2 separate regions of the Homo sapiens genome follow, and region 1 is linked to region 2. Evidence: chromatin loops called from intact Hi-C (ENCODE). Cell type or tissue: PC-3. All regions are shown on one strand. Each heading gives the region's core, and the rest is flanking DNA. Links, peaks and the distances in the headings are about the cores only. Region 1 overlaps TMEM167A (transmembrane protein 167A). Region 2 has its middle 26 kb from the start of LINC01338.

What was found. A loop is a pair of places that touch in the nucleus more often than their neighbours do. Peaks named below come from ENCODE experiments on the same cell type or tissue, not always from the same donor. Only the 100,000 strongest peaks of a DNase experiment are listed, where the experiment ranks them.
Region 1: it touches region 2 in a loop (4-fold over the local background); 2 of 110 quality-filtered maps call a loop at or near these places.

Annotation. Positions count from the first base shown.
Region 1 is chr5:83,071,090-83,074,014 of GRCh38, reverse strand. The region is part of intron 1 of TMEM167A (transmembrane protein 167A); the gene reads left to right. Among named protein-coding and RNA genes, the nearest start is that of TMEM167A, 4.8 kb to the left of the region's middle. In PC-3, for the core only: no CTCF peak of the experiment used is centred there; no DNase peak of the experiment used is centred there.
Region 2 is chr5:82,884,657-82,887,581 of GRCh38, reverse strand. No RefSeq gene overlaps it. Among named protein-coding and RNA genes, the nearest start is that of LINC01338, 26 kb to the right of the region's middle. In PC-3, for the core only: a CTCF peak has its summit at 1,378 (motif pointing left); a DNase peak (open chromatin) is centred at 1,701; H3K27ac peaks cover 1,484 bases.

The DNA of each region.
Region 1 (2,925 bases), core at 153-2,652, 190 kb before region 2:
CAACATAGAGTATATTTAAATGGAGGAAGATTAGAATCTGGGAGACCAGCTTGAAAACAAGTGCTGTAGTTCAGGTATACAATGATTGAATGTCTCAACTCTGATGAGCAGTTGGGTTGAAAGGAAAGGAAAACTAGGAAAATCGTTTTGAAGATACTTAATGAAGGGTGATGAAGCACAGCTCCAGCTTGGATGATTTATTGGATGGGAAAGAAATACAGCAGATCCTCAATAACGTGTATGAGGAAGAAACTCCATTCCCAATTGCACGTTGTCTTCATGTCTGTTCTTCCCATGTCTGCATGGATTTTCTCTTGGTACTCCAGTTCCCTTCTACATCCCAGAGATATATACAATGGGTTTGTTGAGGTGTCTACACTCTCCCAGTTTGAGTGCTCTGCACTGGAATGATGTCCTATACTCCAGGCTACTGGGATGGCTCCCGGCACCGTCAACACTGAACTGAAATAGCAAATAGCCAGCTATCTTACTTGTTTTTATTAATCTTTCTTAAGTGGATGTATAACTCACATTTACTTCAGTGTTGAATATTAGAAGGGTTTTGATATTGATTTGGAAGTTTGGTGATGCTTTTGTGACTAGAAATATGCCATCGGAACTTAACTCTTGTTTATATCAATTCGCCTATGGTAAATTTTTTTTGTTATATATCTTTTGGCTTAAAGTTGCATTTTCCAAGGACCTGTGGATGACGTTAAGTGAGGGCTTACTGTTTTCGTTAAGCACCTACTCTGACAGGTGTTTTATTTTACATACAAGGTTTTATTAAAGTCGTATTATTGGCCACATTTTTCATATGAAGAAACAGATGCGGAGAGCCAAGTGTCTTGCCCAACATCACACTGCTTATAAATAGCAGAGCTAAGATTTAAACGGAACCAATTTGTCACGAAATGCTGTGCCCTTTCAACTATGCAACAATACCATTAATTGCACAAAAATATTAAGAAAAGCAAATTTTTTATGTCAGGAGTGGGTGAGGAGGTAGCAGTTCAGATAATTCTGTTGCTAATATTGCTTTTGCATCATCCATGAAAATGGCATCACAGTTAAAAGGCAAGTATCTTAGTATTATAAAAATAGTTCTGATCTTATGAACCCATGAAAGGGTTCCATGAACCACACCTTTGATAACCACTTCATTAGGCTAATAGGAATCTGATGTGGGTGCTGATCTTCTCTAGCAAAGCTTTTGAATACTGATTGCAAAGAAAAACTTCCAGGAGGCTGAGGCAGGCATTCGAGACTAGCCTGACCAACATGGTGAAACCCCATTTCTACTAAAAATACAAAAAAAACTAGCCGGGCTTGGTGGCGTGCACCTGTAGTCCCAGCTGCTCGGGAGGCTGAGGCAGGATAATTGCTTGAACCCAAGGGGTGGAGGTTGCAATGAGCCGAGATCATGCCACTGCACTCCAGTCTGGGCAACAGAGTGAGACTCCATCTCAAAAAAAAGCTTTCAGGGAATTTTAAGAAACTGTAGGTGCCCAGACCAGTTAAATCCAAATTTCTGGGCAATGATGGCTTTTTAAGCTCCAAGTGGTTCTAATAAGCAGTTAGATTTCATACCATATGATAGGACATTTTATCAGTTTTTGTTTTTTTCTTGATTGCAAGGTCAGAGGACTTTACAGCAGGCTTTGCTCTTTTCCTTCAGAATACTGTCTCTTGTCCAACCTTTTTATCAAAGACATATATGGAGCATTTATTCTAATTTTTTTTCACTCTACCATTTATCATTGTTTTGCGTATGCCTTCTCTAACTCTTGACACCCTTTTGCCTTATCTTTAGATCTGAGGTTTATATAAAATAGCTCCAAAACAAAGCAGCACAAACAGCAAATTAATTGTAGGTACCATGATAATGAGATGAAAATAACTACAAAATCAGTGTTGCCAGTGGAAAACAGAGTTCAAGCGCTTCTACTCTGTACTGTAGTTTTACTCATCATATCCATGAAAGTTGTTAAATGGAAAGTATTAAGTAGAAAATGTCTCTGTACATTTTTAAAATATGACTGGTGAGAACAAATGGTTGTTTAATCCAGCCCCCACATTTTACAAATGAAATGAAACTGACAAGTGGAGATGTGAGATGTTGATTCACCTAAGGTCAAATTTTTATACTTGGATTACTTCATTAACCCAAATATTTTGTGGCCACTGTTGCTGAGAAGAGATGGGTGATGGGTTCATATCTAAATATTAATCAAGCCTGATTTCTTGCTCTCAAATTAAACTGAGGTTACTTGCCTATTTGGTGCAATATCATCACCCTACCACGTGATAAGCAACAAAGTTTAAATTTATACGCTAATAATGCCAAAAGAAAATGTTGATAATTTTTATGTATTAGTGGAAATCTTTTCAACCAATTCTGGTCACTTTTTTTGGGCAAATTATATATATGTGTGTTTGTGCATTCATATGCAGGCTAACATTCTTGCATTTTCATGTTTTGCATTTTAAGAGACTAGTTGGAAAATGCTGACCTGACCTAGATTTTCTGAATGATAAATGCTGACCCACTTTTCTAATGCTGAATAATTTTGATCACAATTAGGTCAGGAGTGTCATTTCTGTGTTCCCTTCCACCCCCAAAAAGGGATAAACTAGTTTCATGTAAAAGAAGTAAGTATTAATACAAGTAAAATTGTTACTATTTGGAGTTTTTAAATGTTGTCTTTTATATTAATTTTTGTTTTAAAGCTGGAGGAATTAGTATGTCAGTAAAAATTTATTCCCCATATAGGAGGCAGTCAACATTTGAAGCTTCAACACAGTGTTATGTATAAATAAGCCCCTTAATCAACAAATTTGCTAAACAATTTGTTTAGTGCCCAAGTGATCCAAGACTAATAAAAGTACTGTAGATTTAGTCACCCCTTTCTGCAGATTAAGTAT
Region 2 (2,925 bases), core at 117-2,616:
TCTTTACTGAAAATTTCGAGGTCAGTCTCTGAGATTTGGAAGCAATCTTATTAGCTCTGTGCCCTAAGGCAAATCCACAGTGGAGATAGGAGTGCACTGTGAGACCCTGAAGGACTTGAGGCCTGACAATTTTCCCTTGCAGCCCTCCTGTCCTCTTTCTCTGCATTTCTTCTCCCCACTGCTTCTTGCAAATAACCTTAGCCCCTAACACATCCTCCCCACCACTCTCAATAAACTCCAGACTGTCCAACTATCCACACTGCAAGAACAATCTCTTTAGTTCTATTTCTGAAACTAGTGTTCATTGACTGGCCCCTTACCACTAAAGTCTCATAAAACCTCACCCTCCTTCCCCAAATTAGAACACTTCTTTCTAGCCTTCCTACGACTGACATTTTCAAATAAAGGTTTATGTTAACTGACCCATGAAGCCACAGTTATCCTGTGCCCTGTGGAATTCCATTACTCCTACTACATGGCCTCTCTTTCTGGCAGAGTTAAGTGGTTGCTGGCAAGAAGAGAGGCATGAAGAAGTGTATTGGGAGATATGAATTCCAGGACAAAGGAAAAGCATGATCTGAGCAAGAAGTGTCTTCATTGTGGCTGTGAAAGATACAGTGAACAATTAAAGTCATCCAATTCATAGAAAATTTGAAAGCAAATAATTACAAGGAATAGATCTCATAGGGCCTCAAACATCTGATTCAAGAGTTTGAAAATTCCTCAGCTGGATAGTAACATAGTCATTTAAACGAACAAGCAAACAAAAGCCAGCATGGGACATTCCTTCAGAGTTTACAAAATTATTTCCTATATATGCTCTAATTTAGCGATTTTTTTTGTCATGAATTTTCCTCTGGCAAAAATATTTAATCTGGAGCAGAGAGAGGAAATACTGGAGATAAAAAGACCTGTTTGAAGCCATTAGAATGGTGCCTGGGATTTTAAGTCTGAGTGACAGGCTGGGGATAGAGAAGCCATAACTACCAAATGTAGAGAACAGTGTCCAAATGAAGGAGGACACTGAAAGCACATGGCGATGATTCCTTTTTAGAAAATATTGAATTTGAAGTGGCAACCAGAAATGCAGACATATTTCCATGCCATCAGATTTATGAGACTCTATTAGACACACGTTGCTACCTATTTGGAAGTTATATATTTGGAAATTTGTATGTGATAACCAAATAAGATCAAGTAAAAAAAAAAAAGTCCAAGAACAGAATTAAGAAGAAAAGCCAGAGAATATTATGAATGTTATGGAGATTGTTACTTGCTCTGATTGTTCCAGATTGTAACCTCAGCATCTAGAACTCTACCGGGCACCCAGTAGGTTCTCATGAGTGTAGGTCGACTACATGAATAAGGCATGCCAAAGTGCCCTCCAGTGGGCAATGTTCTCTGCCTATCAGGACAGACTCTGCAACTATTCCTGAAAAGATGAATGCCAGAGAAAGTAAAGCAAGAAAGGTGTGCTAAAATAATTGCTCTGTTCAATTTTTCAACAGTACCTTATGCTTTAGAGCCATCCAAAAAAGGGCAAAAAGGGGAAGAAAAGGGAAAAAAAATATTGCTAGTGAGGTCAGTTCTCAAAACCAGCGTGGTTTTGGTTTCTTTTTGTTTGTGTTTTTAATGAGTAATCCTTTGTCAAATTTATCCATTGACTGTCAACAATTCAACCCTTTCTATTAATTTATAACCAAAGGAAATTCCTGGGAGATTTTTGAAGTTTTCCTTTACCCATTATTGAGATGAGCCATGGGCTGCACCATGCTTACATAACCTTTAGAGTAAAGTCTGAAGAAATAAAAAGTGACTCAAATGGCAGTTTTATGAGACTTCTGCAGGGTGGGTTTCAGGATGATGCTTTGAGTCTGCATTTGAGATCATAGTTTATTTTCAGCCCAGGCTATGTGAAGGATTTGTTTTACTTTTAGCACATCAACATAATGGAAGGGGTCTGAATGTGTTTTCTTTAAATCATTTCAAACTTTTTTGTGGAGCCAGGAATAGCCAATGAACAAACAAATAAATGAAGGAAAAAGTTGAATTTTATGAGACAACATTTTATAACATAAAAAAGTCTGAATTATCAAGTACATACAAATAAGCCTATTTTTTTCCCACAAAATTAAAAGGAGAAAAAAAAATTTGGGAGTGGATGTAGGGTAGTGAGAAATCAGCATACATCAGCTCATTTACTTAAACAAAGATAAAGAATATTTTGTACTCAGAGAGTTGTATGACATGGACACGTATTGTTTCTCTAGTGGGCATGTACTGTTTCCTCTTTCTGTTAATACCAACTGCCCTTGCTCCTCCTCTTCCTCTGGAACCTCTCTCCTAATCTCCTCTCCCCTCCTCAATCCAGCCTGTGGTTCCTATGAAAGCCACGAAGTTCTTACAAGGCAGCACTGTTGATTAGTTTTTTTTATTAGCTCAGGGATAGACACCTTCTTCAGACTGAGCCATTCAAAGCTCTTTCCTGAGCAATTTCAACCCTCAGGTAAAGAAGAGACTCAGTACCTCTGTAGTGCATAAGAACTACACAATGGGAAATTGAGAAGCTGTCAGCTCACATTCCACACCTCCAGCTTACCTCGTGAAGAAGGTAAGTCTTCAGTGAAACAGAATGAACCAACCCCCTGAGAAGAGCAAAAGTGAGTCAAGGTGAGGAAGAATGAGAGAGAGAAAGAGAGAGAGAGCGAGAAAGCGATCTTGCAAAAATCAGGCCAAGATGTCCTGTTGATCTAAGGCTAGATGCATTTGCATCCTTCCTGTTTCTTCAATCTTGAATTTTCATTAACCAATGCATCTCTTTGCCTATTTTGGCTGTCTGAATTAGTTGAAGTTGATTTTCTGTTACTTGAAAACAAATAAAAAGTCAGAACTTCCTGGCCTTCCAAAACAAAAATACAAATAAGA